Regions from separate parts of the Homo sapiens genome. Here all the other regions are linked to region 2. A link is a contact called in ENCODE Hi-C or POLR2A ChIA-PET data. All regions are on one chromosome and are shown on one strand. The core of a region is the stretch at or near the end of the contact, and the rest is flanking DNA. Distances in the headings are between cores, read along the strand shown. Region 1 holds the start of KIFAP3 (kinesin associated protein 3). Region 2 holds the start of SFT2D2 (SFT2 domain containing 2). Region 3 holds the start of SELL (selectin L).

What was found. A loop is a pair of places that touch in the nucleus more often than their neighbours do. ChIA-PET counts read pairs that join two places held with the same protein, here RNA polymerase II (POLR2A). Pooled maps may share reads with other maps.
Region 1: a map of naive thymus-derived CD4-positive, alpha-beta T cell shows a loop between it and region 2 (17-fold over the local background). The contact joins the promoter of KIFAP3 here to the promoter of SFT2D2 in region 2. A Hi-C loop is called at or near these places in 1 of 168 maps with a recorded cell type or tissue (naive thymus-derived CD4-positive, alpha-beta T cell), 1 of 37 single-sample maps with no recorded cell type and 9 of 50 pooled maps.
Region 3: a map of naive thymus-derived CD4-positive, alpha-beta T cell shows a loop between it and region 2 (7-fold over the local background). The contact joins the promoter of SELL here to the promoter of SFT2D2 in region 2. A Hi-C loop is called at or near these places in 1 of 168 maps with a recorded cell type or tissue (naive thymus-derived CD4-positive, alpha-beta T cell), 2 of 37 single-sample maps with no recorded cell type and 4 of 50 pooled maps. POLR2A ChIA-PET finds 5 or more read pairs at or near these places in 1 of 52 experiments (activated B cell).

What each region holds. Positions count from the first base shown.
Region 1 is chr1:170,073,168-170,076,110 of GRCh38, forward strand. KIFAP3 (kinesin associated protein 3) reads right to left here and starts at 1,528. Exons shown (of 20, transcript NM_014970.4): 1 at 1,269-1,528. The coding sequence starts at 1,300. RefSeq lists enhancers at 1,337-1,396, 1,457-1,756.
Region 2 is chr1:168,224,303-168,227,344 of GRCh38, forward strand. SFT2D2 (SFT2 domain containing 2) reads left to right here and starts at 1,702. Exons shown (of 8, transcript NM_199344.3): 1 at 1,702-1,840. The coding sequence starts at 1,778. RefSeq lists a silencer at 1,369-1,998 and enhancers at 1,623-2,356, 2,659-2,738, 2,859-2,908.
Region 3 is chr1:169,709,978-169,713,202 of GRCh38, forward strand. It overlaps SELL (selectin L), which reads right to left and starts at 1,643. Exons shown (of 9, transcript NM_000655.5): 1 at 1,519-1,643; 2 at 459-540. The coding sequence starts at 1,521.

The sequences.
Region 1 (2,943 bases), core at 278-2,777, 1.8 Mb after region 2:
CAAAATTTTTAACCAAGGTATTTTAAAAACCAACGTTAAGTAAAATTCAGTGAGGAAATAAACACTGATGTAGGCTTATATATTCATTTAAAAATTTTTACTGACAAAGTCTGGCTATTTGCCAGTTTCAGATATATTTACATAAAATAAAAAAGACAGTCAATATATGCCTGTCTTGCCAGGACAATAGAGTTGATTTATTTATTATACAATTGTTTGAATCCCTTCTATGAGTCTACTAACACTTGGAAGATCTTTCTGTGATGATGAGAGCTCAGCCAAGCCAGAATAAAAATATTCACTGCAAGTGTATTATGACTTGAAATAATACCACCACCTTACATTCATGTTTCATTTTTTAAAAGTATTTCATCTTTCGTCCTTGTATCTCTCAGAAGGTAACGCCTGTCCCATTTTCAGATGAGGAAACCGTGCCCAAAGGAATACATGCGACTTTTCCAGGGTATTTACTGAATCAGTACTGAATTAAAATTTTTTTCTATTGGATCACTGCTTACTCTTGGTTCAGTGGGAGGTATCTTTTTTTTTTTCCAAATCAGGAATGATCTGAGTATTTGCCAGCACCCAAATAATCCCAACAGACTACAATTTTTTTGAGTAACTGATACTATATTTAAAAGAAATTATGGCCTATTTTATTGTCATCAAACTTCTGAACAAACCTCTTAATAATTACTAAATGTCCTACAAAAATTATGTTGTATACATGGGAGTCAAATGGATGACATGGATGCGGAAAGCAGAAAGAGACTGGAAATCAACATCTCAATTCAGCCTTCCAAAAAGTAGAATCCACCACTTCTTTCCCCTTCATCATTTCAAAAGCCCATGGCAATGAACCCCAAACTGAGGCCTGAGGGCGGATGCACCAGACTTTATTCCCAGGCTCTCATGGGATTTATCTATTATGGGAAAATGGAGAGTCTGGGAAGAGGCGAAAAAAAAAACAAAAGACGCGGTTTACCTTGCCCTACCTCCCTCTCCCCCTGGAATAAGGTGATGTAGCGAAGAAACCATCTTTCAATGCTGTCAGGGCTCCGCCGAGTCAGGTCAAAGGACTTTGAAACCCCCCCAGAGCTCTCCTTTTTTCTCCACTTCACCTTTTCCCTCTCCTTTCGGTGACTTCTCTCCCTGCTTCCCATCCCGTCTGCTAAACTAGCGTTGCCCAGTGACATCTCACAGCCAACCCAAGAACATCTTCAGGGCCCTGGCAAGGAGGGTAGGACAGAGCCTTGGGGAGTCGTCACCTTTTGAGGTATCTGGCGTCCTCCCCTTGCATGGCGGCAGCGGCAGCGGCGTGGAGAGGATGGGGTATCTTGAGAGGCAGGCGCGGTTATTTCCGGGGACGGTGGCCAAAGTACCCTCACACCCAGAGGCGATGACAGTCCTGAGGCCTGCAAGGCGGGGCAGCAGCGGCGCTGTGGTTACCACGGTGAAGCCTCCAGCTCCTCCCACAGCTTCTGTGCCCCAAAACACTGGAGCGGCCCAGACCCGCCCAGAGTCGCCTAAGCCGGGCCGTCACGACGCATGCGCTTGCTCTGCACCTCTTGTATGCGCAGGCTCAGTCTGAGGCGGTGGCCTCAGAGTTTGACGCACCGGGGAGCCGAGCAGGGAAGTTTTGGTGCAGTTTTGAGCGTCCGTGTATAAGGAGTGGCTCCGTAGTCACCGCCCCCTTGAGGATGGGAATAGAAAGGGCTGTCAGGTCAGCTTGAAAGGAGAGAGGGGAATCCGATAACCTTTTAGTTAGCGAATGCTATACAGCAGTCCAGCTAATAAGGGAGGTTTCTATTTGGGGGCCTGAATGGCCCTGATTGCACTTACAAGCTCTAACTTATGGAGATAATCTGACCGTTGTACAAAATGGATATAACTTTGAAGGCGGCAAGTCTGTCACTTTGATGTCTTAAATCTAGAATACACCTCCCCCAACCAAAACAAACAAACAAACAAACAAACAACAGCAACAAAAAACAGTTCCTGAAATTCCAACTCCACCAATTATCCTGAACTCAAGGTATGTTTAGAATTGCTTCTTCTGAGGCAGGCAATTGTTAGCAGTGCAGGGCATAGGAAAGAAGGGTTCTTTTTTAACTGCATGTTCTCTGGTTTAAGATCTATTCCCATGGGTTCAGCTATTATGTCTATGCAAATGATATAGGTTCATTTATTTGGTAAATGTGAATTGAGGGCTGGCTGTGTGCCAAACACCAAACCAGGCTCTAGGGATGCAAAGAAAGCACCTCTACTCCCCCTGCTCACCTATAATCTTGTCACTTATTCACTGTCTTCTAGTCCTGTTTTCCCAGTTGCTTTGAGACGTGCACGTAGTTGCTCTGCTGCTTTTTTCAAATGTAGTACATTGATGCAATTATTGATTATCCGTTATGTGTAAAACACCATGTTAAGGCACTGCATGGTATATTAAATATAGAAATACAGTCCTTACCCAACAAAATATATTTTTATCTTCCCACCCATTCACACCAGCTACACTATTTCTGTAGATGTTATAGTCATTCTTTCATTCTGAAAGGGAAGAAAATTTGCAGCTAATTTTGACTCCTTCCTCTGTATCATGCCCTCTTACTAAAGTGTTACAAAATTCTATCTTTTCTTCCTTCAAGATATTCAGGTAGTCCAGTTTTTTTCTACATTCTTACTTCTACCAATAGTCTAATCACTTTATACCTAGAGTACTGCAATTCCTTCCTCATTGGACTTCCTATTTTTTGTTTTTCTAAATATTAATTCTGCAAACTAATGTAAAATTTTACAAATTATCATTTATAACACCTTTAATGGTAATATAGCAGGCTAGATTACTTTAAAATCTTCACAATACGTAAAATTGGAAGACCAAAATATACATTAAAATGCATAGATAATATAACAAGGATTTTTGGAATGTAAGTTAGCTCCTTG
Region 2 (3,042 bases), core at 452-2,951:
ATTACCACAATCTAATTCCAGAACATTTAAATCACCCCATTAGTCTCTTACTACCATTTCCCCTCCTCCATCCCTAGGCAACCATTAGTCTACTTTCTGTTTCTATGGGTTTGCCTATTCTGGACATTTCCTATAAATGAAATCATACAATATATGGTCTATTGTGTCTAGCTTCTGTGAAAGGGAAATATCTTGGGCCCCCCCAAATTACTAAAGGGAAAATTCAAGCTGGGAACTGCTTAGAACAAATCTGCCTCTCATTCTATTCAAAGTTATCACTGTGTTCACTGAGATAAATGCACATCTGATTGCCTCCTTTGGAAAGGCTAATCAAAAACTCAAAGGAGTGCAACCATTTGTCTCTCACCTATCTGTGACTTGGAAGCCCCCTCCCCCCTTGAGTCTTCCTGCCTTTGCTTCGAGTTGTCCCGCCTTTCCAAACACAACCAATGTACTTCTTACACATATTGACGGATGCCTCATGTCTCCCTAAAATGTATAACACCAAGCTATGCCCCAACGACCTTGGGCACATGTCGTCAGGACTTCCTGAGTCTGTGTCACAGGTGCTGTTCCTCAACCTTGGCAAAATAAACTTCCTGGTTAACTGAGACCTGTCTCAAATTTTCGGGCTCCACACTTCTTTCACTTAATACAATGTTTTCGAGGTTCATCCACGTTGTAGCATGTGTCAGTACTCCATTCTTTTTTATTGCATGGGTATGTCACATTTTATTTACCATTAATCAGTTGGTGGCCATTTGTATTGTTTCCACTCTGTTGCCCAAGCTAGAGTGCAGTGGCTTACTGTACTGACAATCATGGCTTACTGCAGCCTTGACCTCCTGAGTCCAAGCCATTCTTCCTCCTCAGCCTCGCAAGTAGCTTGGATTACAGATGCCCGCCAGCATGCCTGGCTAATTTTTAAGAATGTTTTGAAGAGATGAGGTCTCCCTATGTTGCCCAGGCTGGTCTGGAACTCCCGGGCTCAAGCCATCTTCCCAAAGTGCTGGGAATACAGACATGAGCCACCATGCCCAGTCTACTTTTAGTTTTTTTAAGGTCAGAAAAAAAAACAATTGTACAAACACAAAACAATTTAACAATCTATTATTCCTTTCAACATTCCTTCAGTCACTTTTTTTTTTTTTTTTTTTGAGACAGAGTCTCGCTCTGTTGCCCATGCTGGAGTGCAGTATCCTGGTCATAGCTCATTACAGCCTGGAACTCCTTGGCTCAAGTGAGCCTCCTGCCTCAGCCTCCGGAGTAGCTGGGCTTCCAGGCACGCCCCACCACACCAGACTAAGGCCTTGAGTGATTAAAAAGAAAATCTTTTCCTGTGTAGGCACGATCGCAATATGGATGAACCACAGCCTTTGTTCCCGTCTGCACAAGGCTTCTCCCCCGTCTTTGTGTCTCCGGAGCCTTGCACGTGGTAGGTGCTCGGCATTCGTTGACTGGATCAAGTAGGGCGAGGGAGCGCGGCCCGTTCCGGTTTGAAACTGCTCTGGACGCCGAATTAGTGTTTGGCAGCGCCTGGTGGTCTTCAATCCCAGCCCCTCCGGCCCGCCGCGCCCCCCGGGACCAAAACAAGCGGAGGCGAGCGCGGGCGCGCGGGGCATGCCGGGAGCCCCCCGGTGGGCAGGTGCCTGGGCGGGGCGCGCCGCGGTTGGCGCCTGGGCGGCTGGGCGGCTGCCTAGCACCCGGAAGAGCCGTCAACTTAGCGAGCGCAACAGGCTGCCGCTGAGGAGCTGGAGCTGGTGGGGACTGGGCCGCAATGGACAAGCTGAAGAAGGTGCTGAGCGGGCAGGACACGGAGGACCGGAGCGGCCTGTCCGAGGTGAGTGAGCCCGGGGCCGTCGGCCCCCTCTCGCCGCGCTCCCGCCCTGCGTCCCCTGCCCGGGCCTGGGAAGCCTGCGGGGACTCCCTGGAGTTTCTGGACGGTAGCTCTGCCCCTTCTCCTCCTCTTCTTCTGCAGGGCTCCGCGAAGAGGTCTGGCACTACACGGGGCAGTGGCCGCGGCGTCCTTTTCTGCCCCGCGCCCCTTCAGCCCATCCTCCCTGACAAGGGGGCGGCGCAGGAGGAAATCCCCGGACTGAGCTGCGAGTGGGAGGGTGGGCGACTGGGCTGTCGGCCCCGGCCCCACCGGCCGGGGAATGCGCTTTAGGGCCGGGTAGGGCTGGGGGCCCCGAGGTCCAGGCGGAAGGAGCCTTTGCTGGGTGGGTCGGGGCCCCAGACCCGGACTGGGGTGTTGGGGTGGCGGTCCCTACCTCGCGACGGGGCTGGTGGCCGCGCCCCGAGCTCTGCCTTGGTTTTCTGTCCGGTTTAGGTTGTAGGGTGTGACACTCCCACCCGCCCCTGTACACATTGCCTTGTGATTGGGGGTGAGAAACTGCCCCCATCCCATGAGGACAGGGACCACATCTTGTGTCTCTGTCCACACTGCCCACAACTAGTCTCTAGACACCCAGCGCCTCAGGAGACTGCCTGCGTGTTGGTTTGTTTTATTAGAAAAGCTTTTTTTTCTTTTTTTCTGAGACAGAGTCTCACTCTGTCGCCCAGGCTGGAGTGCAGTGGCGCGATCTTGGCTCACTGCAGCCTCTGCCTCCTGGGTTCAAGCGATTCTCCCACCTCAGCCTCCCAAGTAGCTGGGATTACAGACACCCGCCATCAAACCCGGCTAATTTTTGTATTTTTACTAGAGACGAGGTTTCACCATCTTGGCCGGGCTGGTCTCGAACTCCTGACCTCAAGTGATCCGCCCACCTCTGCCTCCCAAAGTGCTGGGATTACAGGCATGAGCCACCGCGCCCGGCCTATTAGAAAAGTTTTGATCGTGCTGAAACCTGGCCACTAATGTCCTATGTTGTAGAACCACACAGAATGCTGCATTTCTATTTAGGGTGCTTTTAGCTTTTGTTTTCCTTTTTGGATGACAAAATAACGTTTCTCTTCGCTTTTTGGTGTATTCTTTAGCCTCCGTTCCCCATCTGTGAAATGAGGATGTTAAGATGATATGGCCAACTGGAAACTAATCAGTGT
Region 3 (3,225 bases), core at 393-2,892, 1.5 Mb after region 2:
CTTCAAGAATCAGATATAAAATTTGTCACAACAATGGGAGAAGGACCAAAAAATGATAAACCCCCGTCCCTTAATAAGCTCGTATTGTAATTGTAGAAATGACATTAATGTACACTGAACTATGAATAAAAAATAGAAAATGAGGTGCTAAATATTTGGTACAGATTGTAAGTACCTTAACAGAGATTTCTTAATTAACATTATTCCTTTATAATTGAGGGATTTTGTGGGGTTATTGGGATTTGAACTCTACAGCATGGGCTATTATAGGTTAAAAATAGTGTTCAGGAGTTTCTGGGGAAGAACTAAAGGTAAGAAGAAAAGAGATGTTTACAGAAGGGATAGAATTAACAGCTCTGTGAAATAATTTTCCCTTAGACTATGTATAACTAGTGGATATTTAAGAAAAATGAATATAAGTAAAATAGACTTAGCGATATATAAATATCATAACATACCACAACAGAGCATTGTCCACCCCCACAACTTGAAGATGTTCCATAAGTCCCTCTGGGTGCTCTGACATTTCCATGGAAATATCTGCAAATGAAATACAAAATTATATTTAGATGTATACTCTTAAACCACACATTTATAGCCTTTGAGGTGGTGCTTACAACTTTCTTAATAATCAGAATAAAACACATATGTCTACTAACCCTGTCTGAGGTAACAGGTTTCTCAGACATAGATGAAAAATTACTTCAAATTTACATCAGAACTGATGCACAGTTTTGTTTTGTTCTATTTTATTTTTACGCTTTAGTCTCAAGTTGCTAATCGGTACTGCCCTGAATTTTTTCTATGGTTTGGTAATTTTTATACCTGCTTTTCTGCTGAGCTATTAGATAAAACTATTTAATATTTACTATGTATATTTTTTAAAGTATTGTTGCTGCTTAATTAACTATTGATGCTTATATTTAATGTTATAGCCTCACTCTTGATCATAATGGGTCAATGCCTCAAATACCTAAAAAAAAAAAAAATTAGATAGCCAGACACCAGGAAAGAAAAGTATTTCTTTTTTTAATAAAAAGAAATACCTTTTTGAGCAACTGAAATGACAAAGTCACAAATTTCCTGCACACCTTAAAATATACTTAATGTAAATGACGAGTTAATGGGTGCAGCACACCAACATGGCACATGTATACATGTGTGACAAACCTGTATGTTGTGCACATGTACCCTAGAACTTAAAGTATAATTTTAAAAAAATTCTATCTTCCAAAGCATATCACTTCTCAGGTAGACACAGTGTTTATTGCAAAAGATCTGATTTCAATAGTATTTCTTCAAGAGTCTCCCCAGAGACAAAGTCAAGAAGAGGAAATCAGCATATCTGAGAAGAAAGATTTCAGGATCACTTTTTTTGAGGGTCTGAGAAAATGTTTAGTTTCTATATTATTTAAAACCAGAATTGAAATGGGGTGATTCCTATCCTTGCCACCTGCCTCTACAACCCCAAGAGTTTCTATCTGAGCATCTAAACGTCTTTTAGGCTGAAAGGCTCACCATGGCTTTGCTTGGTCCTTCTCTAGTTCTTCTGCAGCCCATTGAGCCTCTTGACTTAGCACAAGGGTCTCAGGTCCTTGCCCAAAGGGAGTGTGCTGTGCTGCAGGTAGACTGCACTGAATGTCAACAGAAAGCCTTGCTTTCTTTCATTTCTCTAACCCAGTCTCACATCCTCCTCCTCCTCCCCTTTTCCCTCCCCTTCCTCCTGCACTTCTCTTTCCTCTTTCCCCACCCCTTTCCTAGACTGGCCTCTATTGCCTCCCACTGAGACAAAAATGAACTGCTGATCAGAAAGTAATGTGACTAGATTCTCTCTTCCTTCCCTCCTTTCTATCCTTCCTTCCATTCTCCTATGCATCTTTCCTTACCCTCCTCCTCCTTCACTCATTGTTGTTGCTGTTCTTCTTCCTCTTCTTTTTCCTCCTGCTCCTCTTCTTCTACTTGTTCTTGTTCTTGTTTTTGTTTGGTTCTTGTTCTCCTCTTCCTCCTTCTCTCTCTCCTCCTCCTCCTTCTTTTCCACCACCCTCCCCTATCTTTTTCATAAATGCTAAACTAACTCTTGGCTACCTGTGGTAAATGGCCCTTGGAAATTGCAAATACTACAAATCAAAACTGCATTTCAGACATATTTATGATGTTTGCAAAACTTCAGTAGAGCTAAGCAGTGGACTTGACTCGTTTCGGTTCCTTCACCTCCGTCTTTCCTTGCTCACCACCTAGTGGACGTCCTTGTTAGTGGCACTTCCTGAAGTTAACCCCTGAAGAGAGCCCATGCTCTCTAGCTTTTCACCGTGTAGGTTTGGGAGCCTACAAGTACCTTTAATATTCTTGGACTATAAAATGAGATGGTTTTATAAGACTGCATGTGAAATTAGGACCCATATGATGAAGGACAATAAAAAGGAAGACCCACTGATGTGAGTCAATGAGTCAAATGCAAATCAGATTTGCATTTTTAGGAAAATAATAATAACAACAACAAAAACTCTGAAGCTCAGCGCCCCATATTTATTATATTGTTTAATCTTTATAACAGCTCTCTGCTATAGATATGATTATTATCCCCATTCTAAAGAGTCTCAAAGAGGTTAAGAAACAAATTCAAAAACTAGCGAAAGACAAGAAATAACTAAGATCAGAGCAGAACCATAGGAGGTAGAGACACGAAAAAGCCTTCAAAAAATCAATAAATCCAGGAGCTGCATTTTGAAAAGATTAACAAAATAGATGGACCACTAGCTAGACTAATAAGAAAGAAGAATCAATAGACACAATAAAAAATGGTAAAGGGGATATTACCACTGATCCCGTAGAAATACAAACTACCATCAGAGATTACTATAAACATCTTTACACAAATAAACTAGAAAATCTAGAAGAAATGGATAAATTCCTGGACACATACACCCTCCCAAGACTAAACCAGGAAGAAGTCAAATCCCTGAATAGACTAATAACAAGTTCTGAAATTAAGGCAGCAATTAATAGCCTACCAACTAAAAAAAGCCCAGGACCAGATGGATTCACAGCCAAATTCTACCAGAGGTACAAAGAGGTGCTGGTACCATTCCTTCTGAAACTATTCCAGAGAATAGAAAAAGAGGAACTCCTCCCTCACTCATTTTATGAGGCCAGCATCATCCTGATACTAAAACCTGGCAGAGACACAACAAAAAAAGAAAATTTCAGGCCAATATCCCTGATGAA